2 separate regions of the Homo sapiens genome follow, and region 2 is linked to region 1. Evidence: chromatin contacts called from ENCODE Hi-C data. All regions are on one chromosome and are shown on one strand. The core of a region is the stretch at or near the end of the contact, and the rest is flanking DNA. Distances in the headings are between cores, read along the strand shown.

The links. A loop is a pair of places that touch in the nucleus more often than their neighbours do. Pooled maps may share reads with other maps.
Region 2: a pooled map shows a loop between it and region 1 (4-fold over the local background). The contact joins two enhancer-like sites. A Hi-C loop is called at or near these places in 2 of 37 single-sample maps with no recorded cell type and 3 of 50 pooled maps.

Annotation. Positions count from the first base shown.
Region 1 is chr12:111,448,534-111,455,136 of GRCh38, reverse strand. SH2B3 (SH2B adaptor protein 3) reads right to left here. Exons shown (of 8, transcript NM_005475.3): 8 at 3,514-6,603. It overlaps ATXN2 (ataxin 2), which reads left to right. Exons shown (of 25, transcript NM_001372574.1): 24 at 1,292-1,460; 25 at 2,297-2,923. The coding sequence ends at 2,325. Among named protein-coding and RNA genes, the nearest start is that of SH2B3, 46 kb to the right of the region's middle. RefSeq lists an enhancer at 6,543-6,603. Within about 2 kb of position 4,241, at least 4 of the 41 ENCODE cell types and tissues checked have a DNase peak (open chromatin) inside an H3K27ac peak, as active enhancers do.
Region 2 is chr12:111,784,132-111,790,734 of GRCh38, reverse strand. ALDH2 (aldehyde dehydrogenase 2 family member) reads right to left here. Exons shown (of 13, transcript NM_000690.4): 4 at 5,389-5,468; 5 at 801-912; 6 at 173-301. Among named protein-coding and RNA genes, the nearest start is that of MIR6761, 12 kb to the left of the region's middle. Within about 2 kb of position 2,439, at least 9 of the 41 ENCODE cell types and tissues checked have a DNase peak (open chromatin) inside an H3K27ac peak, as active enhancers do.

The DNA of each region.
Region 1 (6,603 bases), core at 2,992-5,491:
CATTTCCTGTTAAATAGTGCGCCAGTGAGGCTCTGGCAAGGTGTGGGCTAGAGATGCGACTCAGTTGGATCTATCTCTCAGAAGGCTACCTTGTAAGTAGAGTTCCACAGCTCTGGGAAGTTTGGGCGTCCTCACCCTGCAAAGTTTAGGTTCTGTGGTGTAGCGCACTGCAGTTGATTTGCTTTTTGATAGTGGGGAGGGAAGCCGGTTTGGTCCGTGTGGGCCAGCGTGGTTTGGTGGAGTCAGCTTCATAAGAGCTGGGGTCCTGTAGGTGTCTACCAGAGGCTGGTGGCTAAGTAGGCATGTGAACTTACATGTAAGTCAGGGATCCCTAAAACCTCACTCTGTTTTTGTGCTGAAAGGGCAAAAAGGTTAACACAGGGAAGCTCAAATTTGCCATGTGCCCGTTTGAATATGTGAGAGTAAAAACGGCATTTCATCCAAGGCTTATCGTAGTCTAGAACAGTGCACAGTGTGGGAAAAAGGAAACAAGGGCTCTTCCTGGCCCTGCCAACCCCCTGCAGAGCTGGAATCCAGCTGTTTGGGCTGACTAAAATCACCTTTCCAACTTGACAGTGAGTGAGACCAGGTTGAACTTGGTACAGAGACGCTGGGCTGGCCCAGATGACTTCAGGTTACTCCTTTCCATCTCACTGGAGCCATTAAAAACTCCAACTCCTCCTCCTCCTCCTGCTCCATCAGCATATCTCTGAGAGAGTCACGGGGGCCTAAGAGTCTCTTTTCACTGCCTGGTGAGCAGACCAGAAGCAGAGGGAGAGAGGCAAATGAACAGAGGTCCAAGTAATTCACATACTTGACTGTGACAGTCTCTGCTTATTAATGTAATCTGTTTTCCTATTTGAAAGGGATGTTATCTGCAAAACTACCTCAGGCCCCACATGGCAGCCTGATTCTGAAGCATCATTGAATCTTGTATGATATTAAGTTGAGAAAGCTGCCCTTGGATCCAGTGTCTAATCTTTGTGAAGATCTTACCCCATACATAGAATACAATGATCAGAAATGTCAAGGGTTAGGACAGCACAGCCCTGACTTCTACCCAGGCTCACTTGTTGCCTGCTCCCTGACCCTTGCAGGATCTGCCCAAAGGTGAAGCGCGTCTTCAGGTCAATAGATAATCTACTAGAGATTGTCCCCAGAGAACAGAACTGGGCCCTGAGGCCCACCGTTGCCCTTTCCTGAGAGTCCCAGCCCAGTGAAAGGAACACAGTTGACATGTTGTTGAAGCCGGAGATGTTGCCTGTATGCGTAAAAGAGCTCTCTGTTTCAGGCTCATGTACAGTCAGGAATGGTTCCTTCTCATCCAACTGCCCATGCGCCAATGATGCTAATGACGACACAGCCACCCGGCGGTCCCCAGGCCGCCCTCGCTCAAAGTGCACTACAGCCCATTCCAGTCTCGACAACAGCGCATTTCCCCTATATGACGCACCCTTCAGGTGAGGCGTGTGTGTGCAGGGGCCGCCGGGGCACCCCAAAGCATTCTGCTCGCACAGGTGGAATGGCAGGCAGGGCCAGTGCTTCAAGCCCCGCATTTGAGAACTAGCAAGACCCGTCCAGGAGTGTGCACAGGAGGGACTGTGACGATCAGTTCAGCATCAGGGCCTGAGGCTTCCGGGAGCCGAGTCTGTGTGTGTTCTGATGGTATACAGGATTTGGCTTGATGAGAAGCAGCAGCAGCAGCAACAGCAGCCTGATGCATGCCTAGGACTCAGTTGGCCTTCCTTGTTATGACAGGCTGGACAGGGCAGTGTTTTCCTTCCTGAGTCCCAAAAGTCTGACATGTGGGGGGTTATTACCATGGCAGAGTTTGATTGTAGCTCTGGAGAAGATACTGCTGAGAAAGCGCTGTGGATGGACTGGCTTTGAGTGTAGCGTTAGCCCCAGCCCCTGAACAGGGGAGAGCGCCCTGTGATTGTGCTCTACTACTTGATGGCTGCCATGGCGATACTTCACAGTCTGACCTGTTATTCTGAAAGCAATACTGGTGCTTGGCTAATATTTGGGGAGGGGGTTTGTTAAGGCCTTTTTTTCTACCCCATGAACAAGTCTTCTGGGAGTTTTATCTGAAGTGGTTTTACGTCTGACTGGTTTGTTTCTACCCACCCACCCAACCCTCCCCACTTTGGTGCAGATGGGAGGGGGAAAAGCGAATTCAATTTTGAGTTTTGTTCAGCTAGCACGAGGATAGTTTACAATCATGTGCTGCAGAGACACTAGGCTGATGTGTGGTGTTGCCAGTTTTCTGTTTCAATGTTCGCTTTTCTTTTTACAGTACAAGCCCACCACCAACAGCAGTTGTAAGGCTGCCCTGGAGGAACCGAAAGGCCAAATTCCCTCCTCCCTTCTACTGCTTCTACCAACTGGAAGCACAGAAAACTAGAATTTCATTTATTTTGTTTTTAAAATATATATGTTGATTTCTTGTAACATCCAATAGGAATGCTAACAGTTCACTTGCAGTGGAAGATACTTGGACCGAGTAGAGGCATTTAGGAACTTGGGGGCTATTCCATAATTCCATATGCTGTTTCAGAGTCCCGCAGGTACCCCAGCTCTGCTTGCCGAAACTGGAAGTTATTTATTTTTTAATAACCCTTGAAAGTCATGAACACATCAGCTAGCAAAAGAAGTAACAAGAGTGATTCTTGCTGCTATTACTGCTAAAAAAAAAAAAAAAAAAAAATCAAGACTTGGAACGCCCTTTTACTAAACTTGACAAAGTTTCAGTAAATTCTTACCGTCAAACTGACGGATTATTATTTATAAATCAAGTTTGATGAGGTGATCACTGTCTACAGTGGTTCAACTTTTAAGTTAAGGGAAAAACTTTTACTTTGTAGATAATATAAAATAAAAACTTAAAAAAAATTTAAAAAATAAAAAAAGTTTTAAAAACTGATCAAGTTAGTGTGTGTCTGTATAAGCTACTTCTTTGTAGGATACTTAATATCAAAGCAGGTGTGCTAAGGGTGCATTTTGAATATCCCGGAAGGTAGCTGTGAAATGATTTTTCTTCTTCACCCTTAGTTCTGGTTCAAGGTATCTCTAGAAAAAGACAAGACTGAGCTATTCTCTTTGGTGGATTAGAGATCTGCTTCAGGAGGAGGAAGGTTGGCCAGAGTTGGGCAGCACTGAAATTCCACATCCTCGGGCTGACACCGATTCTGTAAGCTTCCTTTTTAATATCTCCTGAACCAAAATGAGTGTCATTAGCTGGAAGTTCCCAATTCGGGCATTTTTCTACTTTACCAGTAGGGGGCAGGAGACACTCAGAAAAAAATTGCAATAAAGAAATCCAGAGGGCATGAAGGCTGAAAAGATACAAAGATGTACAAAGCTGCTTATTGACATGGATGGACTCATAAGCATTTGTTAGTATTCCCAGATTGCAACGGGGAGGACAAAGGGAAGAGCGAGTATTTGGGCAGGGCAAGGATTTTGTAGAGACACCATGGTCTTAATAGAGCCTTTAAATATTATGACAGCAAATCAAGATTCTGAAAACTTTTTAATTCACATATAGCAATTTGTACATTATAGCAAAATTTGCATTATTCAAGAATAAGTTACTTGTACAGTACATAAAACAATACATAAAAATTTGCCAAATACCTTCTGCCTATAATGATACAAGATGAATCCACTTTATGTTATCACAATGTGCTGTATATTCTAACCAAACACAGGATGTCAGATGTGTCCTTGTTAATATACTCGCAAGTTCCTCTAGCTTGTGGGAGATGTTAGAGCTAACACATTTGCAGTAAGGGACTTAGTCCTGAATAGAAAGCATGAAGGAATCTCAGGCAACCCTCAGGGAAGAGTCCAAGGCCTTGACTTTAGGTTAAGAAACTGTTATGTAAAAATAGTGTTCTCTGGCCCAAGATTTTAATGATTGCTATTCCTTTTTCCTACGGTCCAGAAATGATCAAAGGCAGAAGATTTATACCAGATAAAGCCATATGGATTGCTGGTCTAAAATTCAAGGCAGGTTAGTTGACTTAATTCTTTGGTGCTGGTGACTGTTAGTTTGTAAAAGTTCAATAAGTCAGATGAAGGAAGGGATGGTGCCGGGAGCTGTCAAGCTGTACTGGTGGGGTCTGTAATTAGAGCTAACTGGAGGGATCATGATGTCTACTGTCCAGTTTGGTGTTGAGCCATGGCTCTCGGTAGAAGTTGCCGGCTGGGGCCTGGTCAGGACTGGAAGGAGAGTGGTGGGATGTGCTGTGCCTATGGTGGGCTAGCTGCAGCCAGTGGGGTGCCTGCCCCACACTGCTGCCCACCCCTTCATCAGCTGATTCTGCTCCCACATAAAGAAAGGTGTTGGCTTAGTGTCACTTCTTCCTAGAGCCATGGGAGTTTTCTGTCAGCATGTTTTTGAGCTGTCCTGGTAACTTGGACGGGAAGCAGTCTGGAGGTGGGTGCCTTCCAAATCTCTGCCACAGAATCTGAACTTGCACTTTGCAGCCTGTTAGTCAGAGCTGCTAAGTTTGCTCTACCTGGTGTGCCTCTTGGCACCACCTGAGAGATGTATGTAGAGAGGCTGCTAAGAAATGAGTGCCCCTGGCATGAAGACGTCATATCCCAGATGTTTAACTTCTGGCTGGAGGGAGGGAACTTAATTTGGTTCATTATCTACTGGGTACCTTTCCTGTGCGGAGGGGAGGACCAGTGACTTTCCATAATAAGCTTTCTCCTTTAAAAAAACTTCAGACTCTTACTTACTCTTTTGGTTCACACTAATTAGCATTCATTTTCCAGAGAAAGCTGCTTGACTTTGAGGAAATAAAGACAGGTGTCCTTAAAAATGGACTGCAAATCTGGATCAGTGTCAGGTCTGCTTTAGGGTCCATGAAATCACCCAAGAGTGTTGGTACTAAAAGTGGTGTAGGCTGGGCGCGGTGGCTCGCGCCTGTAATCCCAGCACTTTGGGAGGCCAAGGCGGGTGGATCACCTGAGGTCAGACATTCGAGACCAGCCTGGCCAACATGGTGAAACCCTGTCTCTACTAAAAATACAAAATTAGCCAGGCATGGTGGCTGGTGCTTGTAATCCCAGCTACTTGAGAGGTCGAGGCAGAATCGCTTGAACCAGGAAGGTGGAGGTTGCAGTGAGCCAAGATTGCACCACTGCACTCCAGCCCGGTTGACAAGAGAAACTCCATCTCAAAAAAAAAAAAAAGAAAAGTGCATAGGGGTTTGTTCCCCCACCCTCTGAAAGACCCCAAGGAAATTCTAGAAGCAAAAATTTGACCTCTTGGAGCACAGAGACTAAGTATAAGTGGAAGAAGCAGACCTAACCCTCCTCCCAGGCAGTCAGTCCTATGAGTTTTAGGCTGAGGTTTCATTTTAGCCTCTGATCGATGTATCTGTAAAGCTGATCTAAACTCCCAGTTTCCTAGAAGCCACTGCTGTGAGCCTGGGGGTTGTACTGAATGGCTCTGCTGGCACCCAAGAGCAGCTGACTCCACTGTCACTGCCCCCGTTTCTGAGCCTCCAGACAGGTTCTGGGAGGAGCCAGCCCCCTATGAATTGTATCACTTGTATAGATAGAGATTTGACTTCAGGACCTCCCTGGATGGTGGAGATTGTGTGTGCCCATGTGTGCAAGGAGATAGATAGATTCTCAATCCAGTGAAGCAGTAGCCAGCTAGAACAGAACACTGATTGTGGGCTATTAAAGGAGTTTCTCATTAGTTATGGCACCAGATTCCCAGCTTCCATTTTGGCTCAAAAAAGGAGCCTAAAACCCACTTGTGGGATAATTTAATAAGCCATTAGATGCTTGGAGGGCACCAAGCCAGCCTTGTTGCTGAAGGATTTACTAGAAAGGGCCTAGGAGTCCTTCTTCCCTTTTTGCTTGCTCTTCCCCTAGCCCCAGTTAATTTAACTATCACTGTAAAGCTGCTGTAAACCAGAATCCAGTTTTTTATTCGTAAGGCACCAGGATAGAACTGTTCTTGCCACCCTCCTATTTCAGTAATTGCCTGAATTTCCCTGAAAGGGTGACATACTTCACTTCTTGACATTTAGGAAGGACAGTGGCCACTCAGTGGCAGGTGACTGTCCCGAGGATGCAGTAGACAAGCCAGCATGCTGGCTCAGACTGTAAATTAGGTAGGGTTTGCATAGCTGTTTCTGACTACAAAAATAGCATGGGTGTTAGTTGAAACAGTGCACTGAAATAAGCAGTGGTTAAGTTTTGAACCTGAATCCTTTAAAGAAATTAGTCTGAGGTAAAATGTTTTAAATCATTTTTGACCTTCAGCTTGTGCCTCTGACAGAGCTTTTGTCCTAAAGCTGAGAGTAGAAGCAGGATTAGATGTGGTCATCTGTGGTGTGGACACAGCAGACCTGCCATGTGGACTGACGGTAGATGGGAGAACCGCTTGTTAGTGTTCTGGGCTTCCTGATGATCCCCCCCTCCTCCCCGTAGAAAGTCTGTCATCCGCTGTGACAGTGTCAGTGAAAAAGAGAACAAGTTTCCACTGCCAGCTCTGGCCCTCACCCCAACTCCTTTCTCTAAGAGTAACGGGGACTGGGCATAGGGACCCCGGGCAGGAGCTAGCGGCATCCTCTA
Region 2 (6,603 bases), core at 1,190-3,689, 340 kb before region 1:
GTGAAGTCCAATGTGGAAAAAAGCTAAGAGGGAGCCACTCTGGTTCACATGGTGATGGGGGCTCCACAAACACACCTCCCTGTTTAGGGACCCCTGAGACCCTTCTCAGAACTCCTTTAGAACAAGCCTCAACAAGGGCATTTAGAGGTTAAGACCAGGATAAGCCACGCACCTCCTTGATCAGGTTGGCCACATAGAGGGCGGTGAGGGGTGTCTGCTCAGCTACCTTCATCACAACCACGTTTCCAGTTGCCAAGGCTGGGCCCAGCTTCCATGCTTGCATCAGGAGCGGGAAATTCCACTGCAACAAACAACAGCAGCCCTCGAAATCCAAGCTTCCTCAGAGAACTACACTGGGTAGCAGAAGGTGGCAACCCCAGAGGGCAGAAGCAGCACCGAGTTCTCTGAACCCTGCGTGTCCTCCCCTAACTCCATCCATCGTGGTTTTAAGATGAATGGATGAGGCAGGCGGTGCACAACGATGACAGACTCACATTTATCCGTGCTTTTATGTCCGTGACACCATGCTAAGCCCTAATTACCTCCCTAAGACAGGCACTATGTTCATTTCCACTTTTCAGATGGGGAAACTGAGGCTTGGGGGATAAGTGACTTGCCCAAGGTTACAGAATTCACGAGTGGCAGTGCTGAGACTCAAACCGGATTGGCTTTGTCAGAGCCCATCTTCTTACCTGCCACCCAGGCTGCCTTCCGACACCACCCCAGAACCTCTGCAATGAGTCTGGCAGACTGCCAAATCTCAGGGCACCCTGAAGAAACTCCAGGGAGGCTGGACTCACCGGAATGATCTGCCCGCACACCCCCACAGGTTCATGGCGTGTGTAGCTGAAGAAGTCTCCGTCAATGGGGATGGTTTTCCCGTGGTACTTATCAGCCCAGCCGGCATAATACCTTTAAACAAAGAAACGTTCAAGCTCGAATCAATGATTGTCAGGGACCCCTGCAAACCCTGGCAGAAAGAGAAGACTCAAACTGGTCCAGCTGAGTCTTTCTGAAAACTGTCTTTGCTTTTGGCTTATTCAGAGAGAGACAAGTGACTGCAAAGGTCACGAAAATCTACTCTAGGTAGCTAACCCCCAAGCCTCAGAATCGCCTGGGGTTCTTGTAAAAAACACCAGATCCCAGGAGTCCATTTCCAATCTACTCAATCCCACTCTCTGGGGCTCATGCCCAGGAATTAGATTTTTTTTTTTTCTTTCTTTTCTTTTCTTTTTTTTTTTTTGAGACAGCGTCTCGCTCTGTCTCCCAGGATGGAGTGCAGTGGTGTGATCTGGGCTCACTGCAACCTCGGCCCCCCAGGTTCAAGCGATTCTCTACCTCAGCCTCCCAAGTAGCTGGGATTACAGGCACCTGCCACCATGCCTGACCTTCTTTGTTTTTTTTAAGAAACAGGGTCTTGCTGGGTGTGGTGGCTCACACTTGTAATCCCAGCACTTTGGGAGGCCTAGGTGAGCAGATCACGAGGTCAGGAGTTCGAGACCAGCCTGGCCAAGGTGGTGAAACCCCGTCTCTACTAAAAATACAAAAAATTAGCTGGGCGTGGTGGCGGGTGCCTGTAATCCCAGCACCTCGGGAGGCTGAGGCAGAAGAATGGCTTAAACCTGGGAGGCGGAGGTTGCAGTGAGCCGAGATCACGCCACTGTACTCCAGCCTGGGCAACAGAGCGAGACTCTGTCTCAAAAAAAAAAAAAAAAAAGAAAAGAAAGAAAGAAACAGGGTCTTGCTCAGTTGCCCAGGCTGGAGTACAGTGGCACAATCATAACTCACTGTAGCCTTGACCTCCTGGGCTCAAGTGATCCTCCCACCTTAGCCTCCTGAGTAGCTGAGACTACAGGCACATGTCACCATGCCTGGCTAATGTTTTTAAATTTTTTGTAGAGATGTGGGTCTCCCTATATTGCCCAGGCTGCTCTCAAACTCCTGAGCTCAAGTGATCCTCCTGCCTTGGCCTCCCAAAGTGCTGGGATTACAGGCTCGAGCCATTAGCACCTGGCTAGTGACCTGGGTTTGAACATGGGTTTGTGACCCTGGAAGAAAGCTAGCTAGGGGGTTGCCAATCTATGCAAGCCCAGGCATTGCAGCTTCCCTCCCCCAGATCTATACAAACACAGTCTACATGACATGTGTTTTGCAAGCCCCAGAAGTTATTTCATCAGCACAAAAGCAGAATGCCAAAATTCAGGAAAGCATGTGGCCCCAACTGAGATGTACCAGGCTGCTCTCTCTGGGGTGTCCTTGCAGAGGGAGTTTTTCAGCCTTGGCACTGCTGACATCTGGGGCTGGAGAATTCTTTGTTGTGGGACTGTCCTGGGCATTGTACGATGTTGAGCAGCATCTCTGACCTCTATCCACTAGATGCCAGTAGTACCCTTCCCCTCGCAGTCGAGGCTGCCAAAAATGTCTCTGGACATTGCCCAGTGTCCCCGGGGAGGCGTGATTGCCCTGGCTGTGTGCACCTGTTGTGAAGGATACCGACTGTTTTCTTTTTTTTTTTCTTTTTTTTGAGACGAAGTCTCGCTCTTGTCTCCCAGGCTGGAGTGCAGTGGCGCGATCTCAGCTCACTGCAACCTCCGCCTCCCAGGTTCAAGCGGTTCTCCTGCCTCAGACTCCCAAGTAGCATGCCTGCCAAGACGCCCATCTAAGTTTTAATTTTTTTATTTTTTATTTTTTTTTCTGAGACAGAGTCTCGCTCTGTTGCCCAGGCTGGAGTGCAGTGGCGCGATCTCAGCTCACTGCAAGCTCCACCTCCCAGGTTCACACCATTCTCCTGCCTCAGCCTCCTGAGTAGCTGGGACTATAGGCGCCTGCCACCAAGCCCAGCTAATTTTTTATATATATATATTTTTAGTAGAGATGGGGTTTCACCGTGTTAGCCAGGATGGTCTCGATTTCCTGACCTCGTGATCCCCCCGCCGCGACCTCCCAAAGTGCTGGGATTACAGGCATGAGCCACCGCGCACAGCCTAAGTTTTGTATTTTTAGTAGAGACGGGGTTTCATCATGTTGGCCAGGCTGGTCTCGAACTCCTGACCTCAGGTGATCCACCCAGCTCGGCCTCCCAAACTGCTGGGATTATGGGAGTGAGCCACTGCGCCCGGCCCAACTGTTTTCTTGTCCAACCTCTACTCTTCTGGCACTGCTTCCTCCCCACCACCTCTGTTTACATGTCATAGGGAGGCAGCCATTATGTACACAAATGATCTGTCCACCCTTGGCCACAGCTGGCCAGAACCAAGGCCAGCCACTCAGGGTCCTCCCTCAGGAATATGGCATTACAACTAAAAGATGACAGCTTAGCCTGGCTGGAATCAGGCATGGAGGTACAAGAACAGGTGGTGTGGGCTACCAGGTCCCAATGTAAAAACTGGCCCTCAAAGCCAGTGTAGCTGAGGAGAATGAAGCAAGCAGGGAGGTGAGTGAGACTCAATGGCCTTTTGCATTAGAGACCTCTTGACTCTATCGTTTAAGTTGGGCTCAGTGAATTTCTTTCTTTCCTTTTTTTTTTGTTGAGATGGAGCCTCAGTCTGTCACCCAGACTGGAGTGCAATGGCACGATCTCGGCTCACTGTAACCTCCACCTCCTGGGTTCAAGTGATTCTCGTGCCTCAGCCTCCTGAGTAGCTGAGATTACAGGCATGCGCCACTACTGCCTGGTTAATTTTTGTATATTTAGTAGAGATGGGGTTTCACCATGTTGGCCAGGCTCCTCTTGGACTTCTGACCTCAAATGATCCACCCGCCTCAGCCTCCCAAAGTGCTAGGATTACAGGTGTGAGCCACTGTGCCTGGCCTCAGTGAATTTCTGGCAGCTCCAACACATGGGCTTTAACAAAGCCCTTGTTCCTTGGTCATTGAAATGTTTATGTTTGCTGGGCATAGTAACTCATGCCTGTAATCCCAGCACTTTGGGAGGCCGAGGTGGGAGGATCACTTGAGCCCAGGAGTCCAAAACTAGCCTGGGCAACATAGCAAGACCCCCGTCTCTACAAAAAATTTAAAAAGTATCCAGGCATGGTGATGCACGCCTGTGGTCCCAGCTACTTAGGAGGCTGAAGTGGGAAGATTGCTTGAGCCCAGAAGGTCAACACTGCAGTGAACTATGATTGTGCCACTGCACTCCAGCCTGGGCAAGAGTGAGACCCTGCCTCAAAAAAAAAAAATTAAAATTATCAATCAATCGCCAGGCGTGGTGGCTCACGCCTCTAATCTCAGCACTTTGGGAAGCCAAGGAGGGTGGATCACAAGGTCAGGAGATTGAGACCATCCTGGCTAACACGGTGAAACCCCATCTCCACTAAAAATACAAAAAATCAGCCGGGCATGGTGGCGGGCGCCTGTAGTCCCAGCTACTCAGGAGGCTGAGGCAGGAGAATGGCATGAACCCGGGAGGCGGAGCTTGCAGTGAGCTGAGATCGCACCACTGCACTCCAGCCTGGGCAACAGAGCGAGACTCCATCTCAAAAAATAATAATAATAATCAATCAATCAATCAATCAAACATTTTTGATTAAACCAAACCCAAAGCTAGTAAAAGGAAGGAAATAAAGACTGAAACGGAGATAGACAAAAGACAATATTTTCTTGAATAGAAAAATAATAAAATCAACAAAACCAAAAGTTTGGTTCTTTGAAAACATTTACAAAATGGACAAACCTTTAGCTAGGCTAAGAAACAGAGAGAAGACCCAAATAAGTAAAACTGAAAATGAAGACAACACTACAGATCTTACAGAGATAAAAAGGATTATAAGAGAATACTGTGAACAATTGTACACCAACAAATTAGATAACCTCGATAAAATGGACAAGTTCCAAATAACACAGAAAGTACCAAAAGTGACTCAAGAACAAAAGAAAGCATTTATGACTAATCACAATTTGTGATATTGAAGGATTTTCCCATGAGCTGGAGTCTAAATAGAGTAGCCTTCTCTGACTCCTGTGATCCTTTTGAATTTTTGTAATTTATTCATTTTTTGTTTTTGTTTTTGAGACAGAGTCTCACTCTGTCACCTAGGCTGGAGTGCAGTGGCGTGATCTTGGCTCACTGTGACCTCCACTTCCAGGGATCAAGAGATTCTTCTACCTTAGCCTCCTGAGTAGCTGGTATTACAGGTGTGCGCCACCATGCCCAGCTAATTTTTGTATTTTTAGTAGAGATGGGGTTTCATCATGTTGACCAGGCTGGTCTCAAACTCTTGACCTCACGTAATCCACCTGGCTCAGCCTCCCAAAGTGCTGGGATTATAGGCATGAGATACCGCGCTCTGCCCCTTTTGAATTTTTGTAATTTAATTTTTACCTCCTAACAACGTTGCCTCCCCTTTTCCCCTGCCAGAACAAAGAACAGGAAAGCTGAGCCCATACCGGAGACATTTGAGGACCATGTCCAAATCCACCAGGTAGGAGATGACATAGGGCTTGCCATTGTCCAGGGTCTCCAAGGCCTGAGAAGAAAACAAGGTCAGCAGAGACATGGGTGCAGGAATGAGAGGAAAACAAAGGGCTGACAGAGGGCGCCAAGGCTGGGACTGAGAAGGGCTGGTGCAAGCCCAGGGTGAGAGTCCGCTTTGTGCCCCAAATGTCACTAGCATCTCTGGACTATTGCCATGGTCTCTCCAAAGGCAGGGAGGAGGAGGAAGGGGGCCAGGCAGGATGAGCCACCAATTTCTCACTCAGTGATTTCATAAACACACTCTTTTAGCTTCTGCTCTCTACCATATCCAGGTGCTGGGATAGAGACCAGCGTGGAGCTTACAGAGCAAAGAGACTGTGCATAATGACACAAGTCCTCAGTCACATGTGTTAAGAGTGCTAGAGGCCGGATGTAGTGACTTGCAGCTATAATCCCAGCACTTTGGGAGGCCGAGGCAGGTGTTCGAGACCAGCCTGACCAAAACAGTGAAACCTTGACTTTATCAAAAATACAAAATTAGCTGGGCATGGTGGTGCACACCTGTAATCCCAGCTAGTGGGGAGGCTGAGGCAGGAGAATTGCTTGAACTTGGGAGGTAGAGGTTGCAGTGAGCCGAGATTGTGCCATTGCACTCCAGCCTGGGTGAAGAGTGAGACTCCATCTCAAAAAATAATAATAATAATAAAAGAATGCTAAAAAATAGAAAGCAGGGAGCCAGGCTGCCCAGCCCTGTCTAGAAACATCAGCCAGAGATGAGCCCTTTAGGCTAGAACCTGAATGATATGTAGGGGGCAACTGGGCAAAGGGGATGGTACAGATGGCAGCAGGGCGAAGAGCATCCCAGGCAGGTGCAAGCGCTGATGCTCAAAGAGGCTTGGCCATCAAGCATGGGAGCCCAGGCTCAGGAGCACATGTGAATGTGAGGACTGCAGTGCAGCATGACTCAGATGATGGAACTAGAACAGGCTGGGTCATTTTTTTTTTGAGACAGGATCTGACTCTGTTGCCCAGGCTGGAGCGCAGTGGCACCACAACAGCTCACTGCAGCCTTGAACTCCTGGGCTCAAGCAAGCCTCCTGCCTCAGCCTACCATGTAGCTAGGACTACAGGCATATGCCACCATACTCAGCTAGTTTTTTAACTTTTTGTAGAGACAGGATCTTGCC